Linked DNA regions of Homo sapiens: regions 1 and 2 are each linked to region 3. The links are chromatin contacts, found by Hi-C or POLR2A ChIA-PET in ENCODE. All regions are on one chromosome and are shown on one strand. The core of a region is the stretch at or near the end of the contact, and the rest is flanking DNA. Distances in the headings are between cores, read along the strand shown. Region 1 has its middle 13 kb from the start of HASPIN. Region 2 holds the start of ABR-AS1 (ABR antisense RNA 1). Region 3 overlaps SMG6 (SMG6 nonsense mediated mRNA decay factor).

What was found. Hi-C counts contacts between places; a loop is a spot of excess contacts on that map. ChIA-PET counts read pairs that join two places held with the same protein, here RNA polymerase II (POLR2A). Pooled maps may share reads with other maps.
Region 1: a map with no recorded cell type shows a loop between it and region 3 (9-fold over the local background). The contact joins two enhancer-like sites. A Hi-C loop is called at or near these places in 1 of 37 single-sample maps with no recorded cell type and 3 of 50 pooled maps. POLR2A ChIA-PET finds 5 or more read pairs at or near these places in 1 of 52 experiments (MCF 10A).
Region 2: a loop to region 3 is called in a pooled map, with 3 times the contacts of the local background. The contact joins the promoter of ABR-AS1 here to the enhancer-like site in region 3. A Hi-C loop is called at or near these places in 1 of 168 maps with a recorded cell type or tissue (heart right ventricle), 2 of 37 single-sample maps with no recorded cell type and 2 of 50 pooled maps.

The regions. Positions count from the first base shown.
Region 1 is chr17:3,709,356-3,713,136 of GRCh38, forward strand. It overlaps a transcript of P2RX5 not described here. Among named protein-coding and RNA genes, the nearest start is that of HASPIN, 13 kb to the right of the region's middle. RefSeq lists a silencer at 1,467-1,667. Within about 2 kb of position 1,761, at least 10 of the 41 ENCODE cell types and tissues checked have a DNase peak (open chromatin) inside an H3K27ac peak, as active enhancers do.
Region 2 is chr17:1,179,917-1,183,984 of GRCh38, forward strand. It overlaps ABR-AS1 (ABR antisense RNA 1), which reads left to right and starts at 1,711. Exons shown (of 3, transcript NR_187271.1): 1 at 1,711-2,012; 2 at 2,351-2,395. ABR (ABR activator of RhoGEF and GTPase) reads right to left here and starts at 65. Exons shown (of 23, transcript NM_021962.5): 1 at 1-65. RefSeq lists an enhancer at 106-872.
Region 3 is chr17:2,258,868-2,262,985 of GRCh38, forward strand. All of the region lies in intron 8 of SMG6 (SMG6 nonsense mediated mRNA decay factor), which reads right to left. Among named protein-coding and RNA genes, the nearest start is that of SMG6, 43 kb to the right of the region's middle. RefSeq lists enhancers at 369-568, 849-978. Within about 2 kb of position 1,469, at least 8 of the 41 ENCODE cell types and tissues checked have a DNase peak (open chromatin) inside an H3K27ac peak, as active enhancers do.

The DNA.
Region 1 (3,781 bases), core at 511-3,010, 1.5 Mb after region 3:
TATTACTCATGTACTTTACAAAATTTGCTCCCACTAATAAAAAAACAAAGCAAGTCAACCGAAGTTGGGAATTGTCAATTTAGGTGCATCCTCCTGAACTCTGCTATTAGGACGACGATGCTTCCTGAAGTGATTAAGTTTCCCTAAGCCAGGCACAGTGGCACATGCCCTTAGTCCCAGCTACTGCAGATCACTTGAGCTCAGGAGTTCAAGTCCAGCCTGGGTAACAAGGTGAGACCCCAGTCTCCAAAAGTAAAAGTTAAAAAATTTTAATAGCCAGGTGCAGTGGAGGCTCAAGCCTGTAATCCCAGCACTTTGGGAGGCTGAGGTGGGTGGATCACGAGGTCAGGAGTTCGAGACCAGCCTAACATGGTGAAACCCCGTCTCTACTAAAAATGCAAAAATTAGCTGGGCATGGTGGCGGGTGCCTGTAGTTCCAGCTACTCGGGGGGCTGAGGCAGGAGAATCGCTTGAACCCAGGAGGCGGAGTTTGCAGTAAGCCGAGATCATGCTACTGCACCCCAGCCTGGGCGAAAGAGCGAGACTCTGTCTCAAAAAACAAACAAAGAAAAACAAAACAAAACAAACAAAAATTAATAAAATGAAAGTTTCCCTTGATTCCATATACTGAATCTGTTCCTAGTTCAAGTAATGGTAAAATTCTGGTGCCATTATAATATAATTATGACTAGAAGACCCAGAAAATCTTAACCAAATACCCCTCCTTGTAAATGTATTAGAGATGTGCACAGAATAATGCAGTAGTGCAGATTATTTAAGACTGCAGGAGGCCGGGCGTGGCGGCTCACGCCTGGAATCCCAGCACTTTGGGAAGCCGAGGTGAGCGGATCACTTGAAGTCGGGAGTTCAAGACCAGCCTGGTCAACATGGTGAAACCCAGTCTCTACTAAAAATACAAAAATTAGTTTGGTGTGGTGGCATGCACCTGCAGTCCCAGCTACTCAGGAAGCTGAGGCATGAGAATCGATTGAACCTGGGAGGCGGAGGTTGCAGTGAGCCGAGATCATGCTACTGCACTCCAGCCTGGGAGAAAGAGCAAGACTCTATCTCAAATAAATAAATAAATAAATAAATTAATAAAATGAAAGTTTCCCTTGATTCCATATACTGAATCTGTTCCTAGTTCAAGTAATGGTAAAATTCTGGTGCCATTATAATATAATTATGACTAGAAGACCCAGAAAATCTTAACCAAAAACCCCTCCTTGTAAATGTATTAGAGATGTGCACAGAATAATGCAGTAGTGCAGATTATTTAAGACAGCAGGAGGCCGGGCGTGGCAACTCACGCCTGGAATCCCAGCACTTTGGGAAGCCGAGGTGAGCGGATCACTTGAAGTCGGGAGTTCAAGACCAGCCTGGCCGACATGGTGAAACCCCATCTCTACTAAAAATACAAAAGTTAGTTGGGCGTGGCGGCATGCACCTGCAGTCCCAGCTAATTAGGAAGCTGAGGCATGAGAATCGATTGAACCCAGAAGGCGGAGGTTGCAATGAGCCGAGATCGCACCACTGCACTCCAGCATGAACGAGAGCGAGACCCTGTCTCAAAAAAACAAAACAAAACAAAAAAAACTGCTGTTCCCTCCAATAACTGCATCCAAAGTTCAGCGGGTCCCAGCTCAGTCCTTTTCTGGGTAGCAGAGTGGCCCTATGGCATGACTCACTGTTCTTGGATCTATGCAAGCTCTACCATTTCCTGTCCCAGGCAGAGGGTGAAAAGGAAATGAGAAAGGCCTAGCACCTAAAAGGCAGCTTGTAGAAGAAAGACCGGCTGGGAAAGTACCCCATGTGCTTTCTGTTCTCCTTTGCCCTGGTACAGGATAGTGAGTGCAGATTCGAATAACCTGTTTCTCTCATGATACCATCTGAACTTTGGAGGGATGAAACCAATGAAACCAAGCAGGTGTGAAAACCTAAATTGGCCACGTTATTTAGACCTCATTCAATTACGAGAAAAGGTTACTCCACAGGGCTGAGCCCAGCACTCATTCTTTTTTTTTTTTTTTTTTTTTTTTTTTTTTGAGACGGAGTCTCGCTCTGTCACCCAGGCTGGAGTGCAGTGGCGCGATCTTGGCTCACTGCAAGCTCTGCCTCCCGGGTTCAAGCGATTCTCCTGCCTCAGCCTCCAGAGTAGCTGGGATTACAGGCACCCACCACCACGCCCAGCTAATTTTGTATTTTTAATGAAGATGGGGTTTCTCCATGTTGGTCAGGCTGCTCTCAAGCTCCCGACCTCAGGTGATCTGCCCACGTCGGCGCCTCCCGAAGTGCTGGGATTACAGGCGTGAGCCACTGCGCCCGGCCTCATTATTTATTTATTTATTTATTTTTTTGAGACAGGGTCTCGCTCTGTTGCCCAGGCTGGAGTGCAGTGGCACGATCTCGTCTCACTGCAAACTCTGCCTTCTGGGTTCAAGCGATTCTCATGCCTCAGCCTCCTGAGTAGCTGGGACTACAGGTGTATGCCACAGACCTTGGCCCAAGCCATAGCATATGAATTTGTAAAATCTAACCATGTCGCACTTAAAAGTGTCTTCCTCCTCATTAAGTAGTTCCTGATGTAGTTCCCCCGATTACAGCTGCCTTGCTCTAACGCCAATTGGATCAGCACGACTCAGTAAGTCAATAACAAACAGGCTTCCCAGTGACGATGGAAGTGGGGTCTTATTTGCAATTTTAAAAAGTATAAAAAGCAGGGGCTTTTATATAATATGAAAACTTGGACACAACTCCTGAGCACAACAGGAAAATAAGTAAGCAAACTTACCTGTGTGTTTTCCCTCAAAGGCAAATTCCACTGAAACAACCCAAGAGTTACAAGGAAGGGGAAAAGCCTGTGGCAGCATTGGAAAACAGAGAACAATATCATCAAGTGACCGATAGCACAGACGGATTTCTGAACGAAATGAAGATGATGGAATCAGATCAACAGGGAAGCAGATGGTGCCCAACAGCCTAGTGATGTAACACTGGCAAGGTACGGGGCTCCATGAGAGGTGAATGGGCTGCTCCAACCAAGCCCTAGAAACTACCCAAAGGCAGAGCAGCCGGGGCTGGGATAACAGGCAGGTGTGAGGCAGGCAGAGGAGGGCCAGAAAAGCCCTCCCATTACAACCAGGTACACGGTTTACTTCTCAGAGCTCTCCACGTCCTAGTCAAAGAAGTAAGGGTAGCCAAAAGTAGAAATATCAGAAAGACTCCAAATTGCCATTATTTGCAAATAAAATTGTCTCCTTAGAAAAATCCCAAAGAATCAACTAAAGAGTGATTTAAAAACAGTTTGGCCGGGCCCGGATTTGGCTCATGCCTGTAATCCCAGCACTTTGTGAGCCTGAGGCGGGTGGATCACCTGAGGTCAGGAGTTCGAGACCAGCCTAACATGGTGAAACCCCATCTCTACTAAAAGTGCAAAAATTAGCTGGGCATGGTGGTGGGTCCCTGTAGTCCCAGCTACTCGGGAGGGTGAGGCAGGAGAATTGCTGGAACCCGGGAGGCGGAGGTTGCAGTGAGCAGAGATCACACCACTGCACTCCAGCGTGGGCGACAGAGTGAGACTCCGTCTCCAAAAAAACAAAACCACAGTTCAGTAAAATGGCCAGATAAGATAAACATTCAAAACCACCAACTGTTCTAAGTGCAAACTCTAAACAGTCGGGGGAAAAAACGGTATTTTCACACAGTAGCAACAAAAGCATAATAACAGGTCAGGCGCAGTGGCTCACGCCCCAACACTTTCAGAGGCTAAGGCAGGAGGATC
Region 2 (4,068 bases), core at 461-2,960, 1.1 Mb before region 3:
CTCCCGAACCCTCCCGGCCCCAGCGGCCGCGCCGAGCCCAGCTGCGGATCCCGGAACCGATGAGCAACTTCGCGGGGGGCGGGGCGGGGGTGGGGCTTCGTGGTGGGGCGGGGCTTTGGTGCGGGGGCGGGGCTTTGGTGCGGGGGCGGGGCGGGGAGGGACCAATCGGCTCGAGGCTCCGCCCTCCGCAGGACGCCCCCGGCCGGGCTAAGGGGGCAGCGGGGCTCCGGCGCTGGGCGAGGAGGGGCCGCGGGGGTCTCGGGGGGTCTCCAGGCGGCGGCGCAGACCCAGGTCCCCCTCGTCCCCCCCGCGCCGGGCTCAGCAGGATCCTGGCGATCCGCAAACCAGGTGCCGTGGGGGGCCCGGGAGCCCACAGGGGTGACATCACCTCCCGCCCGGGATCTCCAAGCGCGGCTTCGCGGGCGGGAGCGGCGGCCGGGCCCCTCCCCAGCCAGACCCGCTGCGGGACCCACGGGGTGAACGTCCTGCGCGCCGCGGGACGCGCCTCTCTCCTCCCGAACCTTCCCCCGCTCGTCCCTTTCCACACCCCTGACCTCTGAGCGCGGCCGTTCCCGCCACACATGGAGGGGGGCGGGTGGAGACCCGGGAGGACCGAAGTCACGGGGGCTGTGGGGCCAGGACAGTCCCACATGTGCCCCTCCTGGGCGGAGGACAAACTGGAGCCAGGAGAAGCCCCAAGGGCTCCACGCGTTCCCCTCCAGGACCCCTCCTGGGGACCCCGAGCCGCGGCCTGGAAAGCCCATCGTGTTTGCATCATCACCTAGAAATGGTGGGAAGTCGGGTCAAGAGGCCTGAGAAATGACCGTTTAGAGACGAAATTCCCTCTAAGGAAGACCCCCTCGCCCAAGGGCAGTGAAGAGATTGGGGGCCCCATGCCTGTCTCCTGTGGGCTGATTCTGTGGGAGCCATGGCAGCTTCCCCACAGACCTCTTTGGGCCAAGCGACCCTGGAGCAGGGAAGGACAGGAGGGGAGTCAGGCCAGGGGGGTCCAGGGCAGTGGGGCTGAAGCCCCTTCCTGAACCCAGGGAAAGGGAAGCAGTGGGGCCCACCCAGGGGGCCCGGTACCCCAGATAGTGACATTTCAGATACCGGAGCTGTCTCCACCCCACCCCATCCCCAGGCAGCTTAAGGGGAAAACTTCTGGGAGCCCAGCCCTACAGAGGCCTACCAGGAAGGTTAAGTCAGCCTGGCCTTTGCCGGGGGCAGTGTGGTCGGCACCCGCAGAACGCTGGAGGGGTGTGGGGGTCGGTCCTCATCACTCCAAACAGACACACACACATCTAGTTCTTAAGGGGAGAAGCAGCTCCTCCCCCAGGATGCTGAGAGGAAGCCCCATAAGCTGCTTGGGCAGAGGCCTCTGCAGCTGCCCCAGGGGAGATGGGGGTCACCCACTCATCACAGGCTGGGGAGCCCCTGGGAGACGCACAGGATGATGCTCTGGGTGGGGAAGCCTCTACAGGTGGCTGCAGCAGAAGTGGTTTTCAATATTATTAGCCCGTCCCTGCGTCCCCAGGGCTCCCTCCGCCCCAATCCTCCTGGCTCAGGCACCAGCGCTGTCTCTTGCCGCCCCTCCCTGCAGCTGTCACCCTCCCACCGTCCCTGACTAGCACACAGGATTGGGAGGGCCAAGCAGGCACCTGGAGCTTGGCAGGGAGGGGGCGTGCATCTCCAATGAGACGCTCCAGAAATAGAGCTTCGGCATGGGAAGGGAACGAGCAGGCTCTCGGAGGACCGCGAGGCCGGAGGAGCCATGAGGGGCCAAGGGCATCTCTTCTTCCCACCTGGAACTCTCGGAAGACAGCCCAGGGGAAAGGTGGAAACGGGCGTGAGCTGCCGCCACCAGGAGCCACCAGCCCAGGAGGCAGCAGCACCGTCCCCTCCTCAAAACAACAACAAGCAAGAACGCTCGGGCCCTCTCCCCACACTGTGGGGTTTTCCTGATGGCCACATCCGGCGCTGACTGTGAGGGAGCTATGGATGTATGCTTCTGCGTGAGTCACATACATTTGCGTACATTTTACATTTTTATCTACAAAGGCTTGAACAAGCTATTTTCAGCATCCTCCAAGCTAAAATGTGGCAGTTGCTTTCCTTCGCGTTGCCATAGTTTGCTTTTTTCTGTCTACATTCTGTCCAATCCTGGCACTCTCGGACCCTCCACTCCACAACACGATAGAGGGTAGAGGGAGAGACAAATCTTGAGGGCTCTACAGAGGAAACTTCTGATAACGAACACAGAACACCGACTGTGTGCCCGGCTTAGCGTTTCGTTCACTAGCGTGATCTCACCGTGAATGTCACTGTTATCTCTGTTTTCTCCATTTTCCAGGTCAGAAAACCGAGGCCCTGAGCAGCTGAGTAACCCACTCAGAGGGTAAGTGAGGGCTGGGACTTGAACCCTGGCACTCTGTTCATGCTCTTTTTCTGTTTGTTTGTTTGTTTGTTTTTGAGACAGAGTCTCGCTCTGTCGCCCAGGCTGGAGTGCAGTGGCACAATCTCGGCTCACTGCAAGCTCCGCCTCCCGGGTTCACGCCATTCTCTTGCCTCAGCCTCCCGAGTAGCTGGGACTACAGGCACGTGCCACCACGCCTGGCTAATTTTTGTATTTTTAGTAGAGACGGGGTTTCACCTTGTTAGCCAGGATGATCTTGATCTCCTGACCTCGTGATCCGCCCGCCTCGGCCTCCCAAAGTGCTGGGATTACAGGCGTGAGCCACCGCGCCCGGCCTGTTCATGCTCTTAAACACCACGCATACTGCCTCCACGGCCAGCTAACTGGTGATCACCGGGTGCTGAAGGTCCTGAGAAATCTCTGCGGGTCCATGGGGTTAGAGACCACCCTCTGGGAAACCCTGTCAACCCTCTTCCATCTCCAGACGTCTGTCTCAGACAACGTGTCTCAGGAAAGGGCAGTCACTTCGAGATTCCCTTGATGCCTTTGTTGGATGGCTTCCAGTAGATGTTAACACCACGGCCAGATGCTAACCTTGGCCACAGAGACAAGTGTGTGAGCCTTTGAGCACCACAGTGATTTGGGTGGGAACAGAAACCTCCGCATCCCTGGCACTGAGGAGTTGGGGAGATCCAACGTCACGCGCTGGGAAGGAAGGAGTTAAAGAGTCCTTCTCCTCCGGGCTTTGCCAAAGGTGATGCTACCCTGAAGTGCTCTAACCCCAGCGATCAACCCCAATCTGTCAGAGGAGCGGGGAGCTGTGGCAGACAGACCTTCCTGATTCAGCTAAATGTGGACCGGGTGGGGACCAGCCAGTGCTCCCCAAGGCACTGAACCCCCATCTATCACGCTGCCTCCTCCAGGCCCCTTCTAAGCATTCCCCAGACAGTCCCTGGGGCCAGTGCTCTCCACCCTCCCAGCCCTCCCTCCAGCCTGTGCACTCAGACTGTCTGCGGCTCTCCAACCCCAGGGTGACCTGCCTGCTCCTGCCTCATCACTGGACTTAAAGGGGATTTCATGGTTGGGTGCACCGCCAGGAGCACTGGGTTAATGACGAGGGGCTGAGTGGGAAGAAGGTACATCCCATTTTCAAGGCTATTTGCCCTGCTCCTAATTCCCAAGCACGTGCTACTCACGGCCTCTCCAACGACCAACTCTTGCTTCTACCAATCAAGGTAGAAGCCTTGGTTCTTGGCCAGGACAGAAAAAAGGGGACGGGCCCTAGAACCAAAACTGGGTATCTCCACATTTCCTCCCTTCTCATGTTAGCAGCTCAGCTCCACTGCACACGACAGGAAGGCCCCAGGAGTCTCTGCTTCCTTGATCACCCAGAGGTCACCGCTGATGACAAAAATATGTTCCCATGCGGGGGCCAGGCAGGGAGCCCCGGTGCGTGCAGAGGCTGAATACACAGTGGGTGGGAGGGAGTGGGGCCCTCTACATTCAAATGAAAAACCAAAACCAAAAATAGACTGTGATGACCAAAAAACCGAGAGTTTGCACCCTCACTGGCCCATCAGGTCCTTAAAAGCTGGGACTGGCCAGGCGCGGTGGCTCATGCCTGTAATCCCAGCACTTTGGGAGGCCGAGATGGG
Region 3 (4,118 bases), core at 219-2,718:
AGGAGTTCAAGACCAGCCTGGCCAACATGGTGAAACCCCATTTCTACTAAAAATACAAAAATGAGCACGGTGTGGTGGCATGTACCTGTAATCCCAGCTAGTTGGGAGGCTGAGGTAGGAGAATTGCTTCAACCCAGGAAGCGGAAGTTGCAGTGAGCAGAGATCACACCACTGCACTCCAGCCTGGGCGACAAAGCGAGACTCTATCTCAAAAACACACAAACAAAAGGCAACTTTTTCAGCAGAACCGAGACAGACACGGAGAATGTTTCTATAAAGACCAAAAGCAAAAGCCCCAAACAAAACCCACCAATGGTTTCAGCTTTCTTTCACCGAGAGACCACCAGGCCAAACCAACAGAGAAGTCTTGGAGATTAAGGTAAGTAAATACTTCCAGTCCAGACAATACCATGCAAGTTGGCAGAAGCATGTAACAACATGCACCCTCAAATAGTATCAGTAAGAAGAGATAAAAGATAAAATTGTAAAACTGAACAAGTTTATTCATGGTGATAAAGCAACAGGAGCCTGATGAATAAGGAAAGAGTCCTTCAAGGACGGGCACAGTAGCTCATGCCTGTAAGAGGATCACTTGGGCCCAGGAGTTTGACCAGCCTGGGCAACACAGTGAGACCTCATCTCTACAAAAAATAAACAAAATTAGCCAGCTATGGTGGCACACGCCTGTAGTCCCAGTTGGGAGGCTGAGGTGGGAGGATCACCTGAGCCCAGGAGGTTGAGGCTGCAGTGAGCCGAGATCGTGCCACTGCACTCCAGCCTGGGTGACAAAACGAGACCCTGTCTCCAAAAAAAAAAAAAAAAAAAAAGTTCAAGGAATATGTGTGCATTCGCACACTAATAAAGGGACTGTGCACAGTCCAGAAAAATATTTGAAAATATAACCTCTCTACCTACCTAACGCCATACAGGAAAACCCCTGAATCTCTCAGGAAAGGGAGGAGCACGAACTAATCTAAGAACCCAAAGGAGAACGAAGCTTCAGTTTAAGATAGATGTGGTCACAAAGACGGTTTCACAAACCACTCTGCTGTGGTTATTTGCCATAAAGCAAATAACCAGCACACAGGGAGCTTTGGCTACCTTGTGCGAGCTTCAGATTTAAGCAAGGCACCAAATAAGGGAAGGATTCTGGCGCATCAACTCCCAGGAAAAGTGTTTCAAGTTAAAAATGGTCATTCAGGTTTGGATGTGAACTTCTGTATCTGCTCTTTATCAACAGAGGCAACTCTACCTCCCTGGCAGCTAGCAGCAGAAAAAGAAGAAAACTGTTAGAATACAAATGGATTACACAAAGACAACAACATGGCCTGCTACAGCCTGGCATTCGCCTTGACACTAAAAACAAGGCTAGAAACACGCATTGCAGATCTTCTGGGATTCCACATCTGAGCTGAACCAAGCATGTCCAGGAGAAGGCAGGCCATGATGTCACTTTCCCCCCCCACAGCCAGATGCTTCAAGATGAAGGCTGTAAACCACAGCACTGTTGGTGAGAGACTCAGTTTCACTGTGACTGGAGGCAAGGCCTGCTTCCAGCTAGTTTTTTTGGTCAATCAAATCTTTTCTGTGCTGGTTCCCAGACCCAAACTCTGTAGTTCAAAAGTCAAAGCAAACACCTCAAATCTTTTATCTTTGATCCAATTCTTTATCTTCCAAATTCTCTCTTCGTCCTCTGTCTCTGAACAATGAAAATCAATCTTAACAAGGATCCACAAAGCAAGGAAAACATGGGCATTAACTTCTTCCTAATTTATTTAAAATGCTCTGTCACTGCTATCATTAAACGTATAGAAAAAAATTTGAGTTTAGAGTTAAAAGGGAAGAGGCCGGGCGCAGTGGCTCATGCCTGTAATCCCAGCACTTTGGGAGGCCGAGGTGGGTGGATCACCTGAGGTCAGGAGTTTGAGACCAGCCTGGCCAAAAATGGCAAAACCCTGTCTCTACTGAAAATACAAAAATTAGCTGGGTGTGATGGCGGGTGCCTGTAATCCCAGCTACTTGAGAGGCTGAGGCAGAAGAATCACTTGAACCCGGGAGGCGGAGGTTGCAGTGAGACGAGATCATGCCATTCCACTCCAGCCTGGGCAACAGGGCAAGACTCTATCTCAAAAATATATTTAAGAAAAAAGAAAAAAAAGTCGGGCGCGGTGGCTCACGCCTGTAATCCCAGCACTTTGGGAGGCCCAGGAGGGCAGATCACGAGGTCAGGAGATCGAGACCATCCTGGCTAACACAGTGAAACCCTTTCTCTACTAAAAATACAAAAAAAAAAAAAATTAGCCAGGTGTGGTGGCGAGCACCTGTAGTCCCAGCTACTCAGGAGGCTGAGGCAGGAGAATCACTTGAACCCGGGAGGCGGAGCTTGCAGTGAGCCAAGATCGCACCACTGCATTCTAGCCTGGGTGACAGAGCGAGACTCCGTCTCAAAAAAAAAAAAAGGGAAGAGAAGAATGACAGCGATACAAGTAAATAAACTGCTGGTTATACAAGTATGCTTACATTGTCACAATTTATCACCTGTATGGCTCTGTTATGTGCACTTTTCTGTGTATATATATTTTTGGAAGATTTCTTTTAACTCTGCAATAATTTTTTAAATTGCCACAACTTTTTCTACTAGTCCACAAAAAGCCTTTGTTTCACAGCCAATAAATACCCTTTGCCCCATATGTCCTAATCCCCACCATTATTCTAACTCTGAGGTGGTAGACATGCAGATGACTGGTGCTATAATAAACAACTTTCTGCTACCCCTCGGTGGACAAAGCTGTGCAGATGTGTTGATGGTGTATGCTATATCCCCAGTGTACGGATGTAAAGACAAGGAAAGAGATTAAAAAATCTGTTCATGCAAACAAAAAGAAATTTAGGAATGCAACCCATAAGATCTCACTCCTGGTCTGCAGTGACCACAAGTGACAGCTTCCTAGGAGCACGAAGGGCACTATTAGTGCCTTATTCAACCTTTTGACATATGTCACTTGCAAGTATTTCAAAAGCCATAGAGTTTTATAGATCTGTCCAGAAGTCTAAAGGAAAACCTGCCAAAGACATTCCTCAGAAGAGAATGTCAAATGTGTTAACATAGTTTGCTTGACAAATTAGGACCTAGCATCTCAGAGATTTGTGGCACAAGTAAACTCAAAATCTCAATAGCAAGAATAAGGTTTTAGCATCTTTATCAAGAAAAAAAATCCCAGAAAAATGTAAATCCATAGCGAGTATTATCACAATTCCTCTTTCCCATACGCATCAGGAGCTGCAGTCCTACTGTGTGTGTGAAAGTCAAGAATAGGACTTAGTGCCAATGATTACAACACAAAGCATAACTTATTCCTAAGCCAAGCTGGGCTTGGCTCAGAAAGCTTCCCAGAATGATGGAAGGCATGACTTTAGAGTGAGTCAACCTTTGCTAATACATAAAATAAAGCAGAGAAAGAACTATTTGAAGGATTCACTTCTAAGCTTGAGCCAAATCAAAAGCTCAAATCTATCTACATTGTGATGAATCTTCAGTTCCAACTGAGTGATCAGACAGCACCAATGTGGACATCTGTACCATGGCCCAAGACATTATAATGACAGAATCTTGGCTGGGAATCTCAGAAGCAACCATTCCTTGCAGTTTCGAACCATGCTATGTTTTTATCCATGTTGTTCCTTCTGCCAGAAAAGTCAGCTGACCACATCTACCTAAAATACTTCTTTGACTTGCAAAATTAAGGACAAAGATTACCTTTCTAGGTCGCTCTACCTGTTCACCCTGAGTTAATCTCTTTTACCTCTGTCCAGTGTATATATTTCTATTATTACATTTATAACACTTTATTGCAAGTATTTATTTACATATCCTTTTTTCTTACTAGACTGTGTTTTTGAGGGAAGGACCAACATCACTTACTTTTCTGTGTGCAGTACCTAGAATAACAATATATAAAGGTGCTCCATGAATATTTATGGAAATGACCTGAATTGGGACAGGGAAAAACTTGATTTCCTCAGAGACTACTAGCTGGCCTCAGAGGAGGTTTTACAGCAAAATGGGCAAGTGAAAAGAGAAAAAATATCTATATAAAACTTTGAAGCCACTTATTTTA